2 separate regions of the Homo sapiens genome follow, and region 1 is linked to region 2. A link is an interaction called in ENCODE POLR2A ChIA-PET data of the cell type or tissue named here. Cell type or tissue: PC-9. All regions are shown on one strand. Each heading gives the region's core, and the rest is flanking DNA. Links, peaks and the distances in the headings are about the cores only.

Evidence for each region. Peaks named below come from ENCODE experiments on the same cell type or tissue, not always from the same donor. Only the 100,000 strongest peaks of a DNase experiment are listed, where the experiment ranks them.
Region 1: POLR2A ChIA-PET joins it to region 2 with 6 read pairs; 11 of 35 experiments call an interaction of 5 or more read pairs at or near these places.

The regions. Positions count from the first base shown.
Region 1 is chr17:1,526,617-1,531,616 of GRCh38, reverse strand. The region is part of intron 10 of PITPNA (phosphatidylinositol transfer protein alpha); the gene reads left to right. Among named protein-coding and RNA genes, the nearest start is that of PITPNA-AS1, 12 kb to the right of the region's middle. In PC-9, for the core only: no CTCF peak of the experiment used is centred there; no DNase peak of the experiment used is centred there; H3K27ac peaks cover 1,231 bases.
Region 2 is chr17:1,338,047-1,343,947 of GRCh38, reverse strand. No RefSeq gene overlaps it. Among named protein-coding and RNA genes, the nearest start is that of YWHAE, 59 kb to the left of the region's middle. In PC-9, for the core only: no CTCF peak of the experiment used is centred there; no DNase peak of the experiment used is centred there.

The sequences.
Region 1 (5,000 bases), core at 1-5,000, 190 kb before region 2:
TGCAGTGGCATGATCATAGCTCACTGCAGCCTCAAACTCCCAGGCTCAAAATCCTTTTAATTTTTCTTATTTATTTATTTTTTTTCTGAGACAGGCTCTCACTCTGTTGCCCAAGCTGGAGTGCAGTGGCACGATCTCGGCTCACTGCAAGCTCCACCTCCCTGGTTCACGCCATTCTCCTGCCTCAGCCTCCCCAGTAGCTGGGACTACAGGCGCCCGCTTGTACTCGGTAGTTACAGTGGGGGGAACCTCTACCTCAGGGTACTCGGTAGTTACATTCGGGGGCGGGAACCTCTACCTCAGGACTTCGAGTCTTTTTTTCACGGAGGCTTGTCACTTTCCCTATAGAGGACTCCCCTGTCTCTTGCTGTGGGAGACAGGCAGGCAGCCAGCATTCTGGAGGCCACACTGAGGAAGGGTCCCAGTGGGCTCATTGTGCCATTGATTCGCTTTAACTTTAATTCCGTCGTATTCTGCCTCTTGCCCACCTTCCCCCTAGCAGCACCTGGGGTCCTGAGGTCAGGGTTCCCTCAGCGCTTCAGAGAGTGAACCTCCTGGCTTTTGCTGTGAAGGAAAGGAGGGTGGTTGCTTGACTTCCAGAGCAGGAGAAGGGAACACCAGTTCCTAACCGTTCTCCATTTGGACTTTCAAAAAGTCACCAGTTTTGAGCCACACCTGGTACTCCCATCTGCAGCGGGACCTGGTGCTTCCAGTTCCTGAGCCTTTGCAGAACCTGCAGCTCCTTCTCCGCTCTCCATCCTCCAGGCACTTAGGTTCAGCTTTTGCTGCTCTGCAAATTAGCTACTGACTCTTCTGTCCTTTTTCCATCTCCCAAAAGGTTGTTAACTGGCTCTTACCTGCTGTGGTGTCCTCTGTTCCTGTTGTCTTCATAGTTTTTATCTTTTTAAATTCCTTTACTGTCATGTCATAGGGTTTGGGGGAGGAATAGAGATAGATGCCTGTCTTCCATGCACCGTGATGAACTGCACACTTGGAATAGGAATTATGACTGTTAGTCTCTAAGCCAGTACATAGTCGTCTAGTGCAGGCAGATTTTGTTTGTGAGTGATGAAGGGTCACTGCAAGGCCACAGTCATCACTGCTGTAACTCTAGTCCCTGTCCGGGCGGACCCACCATTCTTGAATGAGGCTTGAAGATTTGGGAAGCAAGGCATCGAGAGATTAGTTCTTCGCCCTAAAAAGAAAAAATTTCTGGAACTATGTGCCTGTAGGAAAGCAGTTTCTGTCTCTCTCTTTCTCCCCAACTTGCCTTTTTTCTCCCTTTCCCAAGCTCTTACTCTCTTAAGAGGCCCATAATCTGAAAAATGGAAGGAGGTATCTTAAAGGTCATTTGGTCCAATTATATGTTCAGTGCTTGAGTACTCTCTGAAGCTTCCCTACCAGCCTTTGCTTGATTACTGCCTGTAATGGGGAACTCACTGTCTCCCAAATATGGTAGTAATAAAAATATTTGTATTATTAATAGAAGCTAACATTTATTGAGGACTTCCTGTGTGCCTATCACGTATGCTAAGAGTTTCACATGTATTACATCACCCAGTTTTCATGGCAACCTGTAACACAGGTATTAGTTTCATTTTATAGATAAACTGTGGCTCACAGAAGTTGAGGACGTTTTATAATTCACTGAACAAGTACCTCTTGGCCTTTGGCCATTAACTCTTTAGATAATGAGATTCAGAAAAGAGAATTCACTTAAAAAATGTTAAGAAAACTTGTTTTCTTTTTTTTTTTTTCTTTTGAAACAGAGTCTCGCTCTGTCACCCAGGCTGGAGTACAGTGGTGCAATCTTGGCTCATTGCAACCTCCAACTCCCCAATTCAAGCAATTCTCATGTCACAGCCTCCTGAGTAGCTGGGACTACAGGTGCCCGCCACCACGCCTGGCTAATTTTTGTATTTTTAGTAGAGACAGGGTTTCCCCATGTTGCCCGGGCTGGTCTGGAACTCCTGAGCTCAGGTGACCCACCCGCCTCAGCCTCCCAAGGTGCTAGGATTACAGTTGTGAGCCACTGTGCCCAGCCAAGAATCTAAAATTTTATTTTATTTTTTTTGAGACAGAACCTTGCTGTGTCACCCAGGCTGGAGTGGAGTGGCGCCAGGCTGGAGTGCACTGGCACAATGTCAGCTCACAGCAACCTCCACCTCCCAGGTTCTAGCAATTCTCCTGCCTCAGCCTCCCAAGTAGCTGGGACTAGAGGCGCCCGCCACTACACGCCACTAATTTTCTATTTTTAATAGAGAGGGGGTTTCACCATGTTGGCCAGACTAGTCTCGAACTCCTGAGCTCAGGCAATGCACCTGCCTCGGCCTCCCAAAGTGCTGGGATTACAGGCATGAGCCACCATGCCCAGCCTCTAAAACTTTCATAGGAGCTGCAGAGGCTGCAGGATCCCTATATGTGAAGGATGACACTGCCCTCATGGAGTCTCTCTCTCTCTTTTTTTTTTTTTTTTTTTGAGATGGAGTCTTGCTCTGTCGCCCAGGCTGGACTGCAGTGGCGCAATCTCGGCTCACTGCAACCTCTGCCTCCCGGGTTCACACCATTCTCCTGCCTCAGCCTCCCAAGTAGCTGGGATTACAGGTGTGCGCCACCACGCCCAGCTAATTTTTGTATTTTTAGTAGAGATGGGGTTTCACCATGTTGGCCAGGATGGTCTTGAACTCCTGACCTCAGGTGATCCGCCTGCCTCGGCCTCCCAAAGTGTTGGGATTACAGGTGTGAGCCACCATGCCCAGCCACTCAGGGAGTCTTAATTCCCTCCAACCTGCTGGCAGTGATTGCAGACCATCTGGAACATCAGCCAACATCCCCAATTATGGAAGTAGCTTTGTTTTCTTTTCTTTTTTTTTTTTTTAAGAGAGACAGTCTCGCTCTGTGGCCTAGGCTAGAGTGCAGTGCTGTGATCATAGCTCACTGCAGCCTTCAACTTCTGGGCTCAAGTGATCCTCCCACGTTAAGCTCCTAAGTAGCTAGGACTTCAGGTCCCACCACTACACCTGACTAATTTTTTTAGAGACAAGATCTCAATATGTTGCTCAGGCTGGTCTTGAATTACTGGTCTCAAGTGATCCTCCCACCTTGGTTTCCCAAAGTGCTGGGATTACCATCATGAGCCACTATACCTGGCCCTGTTTTCTTTTTAAATACAGTTTAAGGCACGGTGGCTCAAAAGCCTGTAATCCTAGCACTTTGGGAGGCTAAAGTTGGGCTGATCACCTGAGGTCAGAAGTTCCAGACCAGCCTGGCCAACATGGAGAAACCCCGTCTCTACTAAAAATACAAAAATCAGCCAGGTGTGGTGGTGTGTGCCTGTAATCCCAGCTACTTGGGAGGCTGAGACAGGAGAATCGCTTGAATCCAGGAGGCAGAAATGGTAGTGAGCCGAGATCATGCTGCTGCACTGTCCAGCCTTGGCGACAGAACAAGACAGGGTCTCACACTGTTGCCTAGGCTGGAGTATGGCAGCCTGAAACGCTTGGATTCAACTGATCCACCCACCTCAGCCTCCCAAGTAGCTGGGACTACAGGTGCAGGCCACCACGCCTACCTAATTTTTAAAATTTTTTTAATTTTTGTAGAGACAGGATCTTGCTATGTTGTCCAGGCTGGTCTCAAACTCCCAGCCACAAGTGATCCTTCCACCTCAGCCTCCCGAAGTGTTGGGATTGTAGGCGTGGGCCAACACACCCAGCCAGCTTCATTTCTGCACCGAACCTTTTATTTTGAAATGATTGAAAGATTCACTTGCAGTTATAAAAAATAACGTGGAAAGATCTATGTACCCTTTACCCAGTTTTTGCCAATGGTAACATCTTGCAAAACTATAGTACAATGTAATAACTCGGATATTAACATTGACACTTTACTATTTTTTTAGATCAAAGGTGTATTTCATACTTAATGGTCAAAATGATTTTCAAAAGATAGAAAAAAAATTTAAAAATAGAAGTCCAAATAACTAATAGGTGAATACATAAATAAAAGTCTTCTTGTTTCAGCCCCTGGCCTCATTCCCTAAAGGAAACCACTGTTAAAAACAAAAACAAACCAGGGCTGGGCACGGTGGCTCACACCTGTAATCCCAGCACTTTGGGAGGCCGAGGCGGGTGGATCACCTGAGCTTGGGAGTTTGAGACAGCCTGAGTAACATGGAGAAACCCCATCTACTAAAAATACAAGAAATTAGCCAGGCGTGGTGGTGCACGCCTGCAATCCCAGCTACTCGGGAGGCTGAGGCAGGAGAATCACTTGAACCCAGGAGGCAGAGATTGCGGTGAGCTGAGATCGCACCATTGTACTCCAGCCTGGGCAACAGAGCGAAACTCTATCTCAAAACAAACCAACCAACCAGGATTGAAGTTTCTATTTTCCTATTTTCACATACACATTTTCTTCAGCCATATTATATGTGTATGTATAGCCTACATTGGCTAAATCTGAGGAACACCACAAACATCAGATAAATCTCTCATGTCGTGTAGGCCCCAGGAAACAGGAAATAAGCATTCTTAGATCATTGTAAGACTGAAGTAATGGGCTGGGTGCGATGGCTCACACCTGTAATCCCAGCACTTTGGGAGGCTGAGGCAGGTGGATCATCTGAGGTCAGGAGTTCGAGACCAGCCTGGCCAAGATGGTGAAACCCCATCTACTAAAAATACAAAAATTAGCTGGATGTGGTGCACCTCTAATCCCAGCTACTTAGGAGGCTGAGACAGGAGAATCACTTGAACCCGGGAGGCAGAGGTTGCAGTGAGCCAACATCATGCCACTGTGTTCTAGCCTGGGTGACAGAGCAAGACTCCGTCTCAAAAAACAAACAAAAAAAGATTGAAGTAATGAATTTTATTTCAGTGGTATGGGGAACCTTGTTTCTGACAGTAGGGGAAGCTATCATGTTCCTGGTAGGAGGTTGCATCTTATTTCAAGCGGTGGGAAAACAGGACCTGGCTTTGCATTAGTAACTGAAGCCAGGT
Region 2 (5,901 bases), core at 1-5,000:
GTACACCTGATTTTGTTAAGACCAGTTTGCTCCTTTTGGGCAGGTGCTGCAGGAAATACCCTTGGAACAGTTTTTGCTTAAATATTTGTATGTATCTGGAAGGTACATTTCTAGATTCCCTGTGTCAGTAAACATTTTTCAGTTGATAAATCCTTCCTCGTCACACTTGTCTTCTAAAATTGGATGTTGAGACTGCAAGTTTACTCTCGGTTTAAAGTGTTAGTAGCAGAGATTTAGGAAATGAACAGATCAGCGATATCCTAGTAGCGTTTAGTGAGTGCTGGCAATGAGAATAAACATGTTTTTGTGAGTTGCTTTTCCGAGAGATAGGGAGACCATTGAATATAATTATATGCTGCTGTTTGGAGCAACCTCCAAGAAGCTTTCAAGTTGATTTGCTCTGTTTCCAGCACACCTGCTACACTTAAAGGTCAAAATCCAAGGAATTCGTCAAGTCTGTTGCAGAGTTTAAAGAAACCACTCGGCTGGGTGCGGTGGCTCACACCTGTAATCCCTGCAATTTGAGAGGCCGAGGCGGGCGGATCACGAGGTCAGGAGATTGAGACCATCCTGGCTAACACGGTGAAACTCCGTCTCTACTAAAAGTACAAAAAATTAGCCAGGCATGGTGGCGCACGCCTGTACTCCCAGCTACTCGGGAGGCTGAGGCAGGAGAATCGCTTGAACCCGGGAGGCAGAGGTTGCAGTGAGCCGAGATCACGCTACTGCACTCCAGCCTGGGCGACAGAGTGAGACTGTCTCAAAAAAAAAAAAAAGGAAAGATCCTTATCAAAAATTGAAAGGCCGGGTGCGGTGGCTCACGCCTGTAATCCCAGCACTTTCGGAGGCCGTGGTGGGTGGATCACGAGGTCAGCAGTTAAGAGACCAGCCTGGACAACATGGGGAAACCCTGTCTCTACTAAAAATACAAAAAAATTAGCCAGGCGTGGTGGCGGGCGACCTTGCTGGGTGTAATTAACATCCAGTGACTTGGGAGGCCTGAGGCAGGACAATCGCTGGAAACTGGAAGGCGGAGCTTGCAGTGAGCCAAGATCGCGCCACTGCACTCTAATCTGGGCAATAAGAGCAGAACTCCGTCTCAAAAAAAAAAAAAAAAAAAAAAAATTGAAAGGGAGCCAGGGAAGCTGCAGAAAGGTGCCGTAGCCCTGTGAGGACGGTGTCACTCCCAGTTCCTGTATTTGTGGGCTGGAAAGGGAATTGCCCCCAAACTTTTCTGGTTTTGATTTGAGTCTTACTTTGAGGATCAGTCGACTTAAGTAGAAGTTTTTAGTTAGTTACAACTTGAATGTAGCTAATATGTGTTTTTAATTACAAATCTCAGTACTTTGCTGCCTTGGAAAACCCAAAGGCTTCCTACAATGTTAGAAGCGACAGTAAGTGGGTTTGTGTACATGCTCTGTTCCGGGTGGGTCCTCAGAACAGCACGTCTGCAAAGTTAAATTTCGGTCCTATAGGAAGATGGGGATGAACTTCCATCACTGAAAGGGGAAACTGGTGGGATAAATGGAGACATTAATTGGCTTCTGTCCCAGACAAATGCCTTGAGCCTTATAAATGAGACCCCAAATTAGCTGCTTCCTGATCCTAGGACAATAGAGGAGAGTGAGGCTTGCTGAAAAAGCGGGATAAAGGTGTGACCCCTGTGTTCTTTTGAAAATTGTAACAAGTAATAGTTCATGGAAAACTGGTGAAATCCTAGAGTGTGTCATTAAAGGAAGCCTTTGTGAGCACTGTGAGAGGAAATGGGAATGCTCCCAGATCCAACCTGGATCAGGAAAACCAAGCCCTGTGTTGTTTTATCCTGTTTCTTTGAGTTCGTAGGATTGTAATAGATACTGTTAATATTTAGCTAACATTGGCCGGGCGCGGTGGCTCACGCCTGTAATCCCAGCACTTTGGGAGGCCGACGTGGGCGGATCACGAGGTCAGGAGATCGAGACCATCCTGGCTGACACGGTGAAATCCCGTCTCTACTAAAAAATACAAAAAATTAGCCGGGTGTGGTGGCGGGCGCCTGTAGTCCCAGCTACTCGGGAGGCTGAGGCCGGAGAATGGCGTGAACCCGGGAGGCGGAGCTTGCAGTGAGCCGAGATCGCAGCACTGCACTCCAGCCTGAGCGACAGAGCGAGATTCTTGTCTCAAAAAAAAAATAATAATAGTTTTGCTAACATTGCGTACCAGCTTTGCACCAGGCACTGTGCTCGTTACTAAGCAATGTCTGGAATCTCACACGTAAGCGCTCAATAATAATCAGGTGAGCCTGCATTGTGCAGATGGGAAAAGCTGAATGGGAAGTAGTTAAGGAACTTGCTGAAAGCTGCATGGCTAATAATTCAAATACAGAATTCAGTTCATCTGTGTCACTGAAGAGTCTCATTAGGCCATACTACCTTTTGCTCTTCATTAAAACTATTTTCTTGAAATACTATATTCCCCCTTATTAATATATTCTAAAGTGATCATTTAAAGTATTTAAACTTTTTTTTTTTTTTTTTTTTTTGGAGACAGAGTCTCTCTCTGTCACCCAGGCTGGAGTGCAGTGGTGCAACCTCGGCTCACTGCAAGCTCCGCCTCCCGGGTTCACACCATTGTCCTGCCTCAGCCTCCAGAGTAGCTGAGACTACAGGCGCCCGCCACCAGGCCCGGCTAATTTTTTGTATTTTTAGTAGAGACCGGGTTTCACCGTGTTAGCCAGGATGGTCTCGATCTCCTGACCTCGTGATCCGCCTGCCTCGGCCTCCCAAAGTGCTGGGATTACAGGTGTGAGCTACCGCGCGCGGCCACATTTTCGAGGTCAGTACATGTTTCATGATTAATACGTGTCTTGGAAAAGCTGCAATACGCATATTCACCAGTGTATTAGATTTGAAATATAAATGATACAATTATTTAGAGCTCAGGTGGCTACTGTCCAAAAAGTTTATTTTGTAGGTTAAGGTTTTGGCAATTTTTGTTTTTTTAATTTAGCTTAATTTGGAAATTTAAAAAAAAAATTTACAATTGAGTACTTCATTTCAATTTACGATACTTCACCTTGGACAAATAGAGCCACAGTTTACATGGAGAACAGCGATTATGGGTTGTCAAGTTACCTCAGTGCCGTGACAGTTTTCTAGAGAACCAAAGCCTTAATACCTGAAGGTCATATTCGTTTGTAGCTGCTTTTGGTGGAGACATTTCCAGTGGGCCTGCCTTCTAGGAAACGGTCTCAGCTCCTGCTTTGGGGCAGAGCCTGGGTTGGCCCTTGTAGCACCAGTTCACTGTGCTGGACTGGAGGTAGCCGGCCTGCTGTGTATAAGGGGAGACAGAAAGTTATTTTTTCATTTTTATGTGAGACAGGGTCTTGCTCTATCGCCCAGGCTGCAATGCAGTGGCACGATCATGGCTCACTGACCTCAGCATCCTGGGCTCCAGGGATCCTCCTGCTTCAGCCTCCCGAGTCGCTAGCACCACAGGCGTGCACCACCGCGTTTGGCTAATTTTTGTATTTTTTGTGGAGATGGAGTTTCACCATGTTTCCCAGGCTGGTCTCGAACTCCTGGGTTTAAGCAATCCGTCCACCTCAGCCTCCCAAAGTGCTGGGATTACAGGCGTGAGCCGCCGCGCCCGGCCTGGAAGTGTTCTTGTATGCTGTTCCTGTATTTTTAAAGTAAACTTTTACTCAAGTGTAACGTAGAAACATAAACCAAACCAAAGGTGTATAGCTTCATGCATTTTCACAAAGGGAATGCACCATTTAACCACCGCCCACATCAAGAAATAGAACAGGACCAGCATCCTATAAGACCCCGTTATGACCCCCTCCCAGTGTTTACTCTCTTACCCCCAAAATGGAAACTAGTGTTTTATCAACTTCAGTTAGTCTTGGTAGTTTCTGAATTTGATAGAAATGGAATCATACAGTATTTTCTGGAGTTTTATCTGTCAGCGTGTTTGTGGTATGAATCCATGTCATTGTGATAATAGCGTGTTTTCATAGCTATGTAGTATTCTGTGGCAATTGTATACCACTGTTCTGTGGATGGACATTGGAGTATTTTCATGTTTTGGATGTTACAAATAATGTTACGAATATTCTTGGACATGTATTTTGGCATATACATGTGTGCATTTATAAGTAATTAACTGGGTCATTAGAGATGAACAGTAGATAAACTATAAAAGTTTTTTAAATGAGTTGTACTATTTTACAGTCCTATCAGCTGGGTTTGAGAGTTCCAGCTACTCCACATCCTCACTGACGTTGGATAAGATCACTTTTTTTTTTTTTCCTAGAGAGACAGGGTCTCACTCTATCACTCTGGTGAGCATGCAGTAGCATGGTAATAGTTCATTGCATTCTTAAACTCCTGGGCTCAAATGATCCTCCCATCTCAGCCTCTTTTTTTTTTTTTTTTTCGAGATGGAGTTTCACTCTTGTTGCCCAGGCTGGAGTGTAGTGGCGCGATCTCAGCTCACTGCAACCTCTGCCTCCCGGGTTGAAGTGATTCTCCTGCCTCAGCCTCCCGAGTAGCTGGGATTACAGGCGCCCACCACCACACCTGGCTAATTTTGTGTTTTAGGAGAGACGGGGTTGGCCATGATGGCCAGGCTGGTCTCGAACTGCTGACCTCAGTTCATCTTGCCTCCCAACTTTGCCTTGGCCTCCCAAAGTGCTGGGATTACAGGCGTGAGCCACCAGCCCCACCTCAGCCTCTTGAGTAGCTAGGACTGTAAGTGTGTGTCACCATGCCTGGGTAATTTAATTTATTTATTATTATTTTTTGGTAGAGATGGAGTCTCACTACATGGCCCAGGCTGGTCAGGAACTCCTGGTCTCAGGCGATCCTCCAGCCTCAGCCTCTCTGAGCACTGAGATTACAGGCATGAGCCACTATATCAGCCTGATCATTGTTTAGTTACAGTGATGCTGGTGGGTATGTAGGTGGGTATGTAGGAGGTTTAATTCTGGCTTGAGTTTGCATTTCTCTGATTACTAATGAGGTTAAGCACTTTGTAATATATTGAACATTTGGATATCTCTGTTGTTACATGCACACTTTTTGCCCGGTTTTCTGTTGGGATGTCGTTTTGATACCGATTTCTAAGCGTCTTTATTTAGTATGTTTTTGGAGTTGTTTTTGTTACTGTCTTCTTCCATGCCGTGCCTTGCTTTTTCATTCTCTTAATGATGTCTTTTGAGGAACAGAAGCCCTTAATTTTAATACAGTCCAGTTTATCCATCTTTTCCTTTAAGGTAAGCACTTTCTATGTCCTATTTAAAAAATACTTGTCTATTCTAAGATCATAAATCTTTTTTTTTTTTTTGAGACGGAGTCTCAATCTTATGCCCAGGCTGGAGGGCAGTGGCGCCATCTTGGCTCACTGTAACCTCCACCTCTCAGGTTCAAGCGATTCTCCTGCCTCAGCCTCCCAAGTAGCTGGGATTACAGGTGCGCTCCACCACGCCAGGCTAATTTTTTTTTTTTTTTTTTTGAGACGGAGTTTCGCTCTCGTTGCCTAGGCTGGAGTGCAATGGCAAGATCTCGGCTCACCGCAACCTCTACCTCCCAGGTTCAAGCGATTCTCCTGCCTCAGCCTCCTGAGTAGCTGGGATTACAGGCATGCACCACCACGCCTGGCTAATTTTGTATTTTTAGTAGAGACAGGGTTTCATCATGTTGGCCAGGCTGGTCTCGAACTCCTGACCTTAGGTGATCTGCCTGCCTTGGCCTCCCAAAGTGCTGGGATTACAGGCGTGAGCCACCACGCCCGGCCAGGTCATGAATCTTTTATGTTATTTTCTAGGAATGGTTTGCCTGTCATGGCTAGATGTAGAATCATCTAGAATCTATTTCGTGCATGGTATGAGGGAGATGGTTAAAATTTTTTCCATATAGA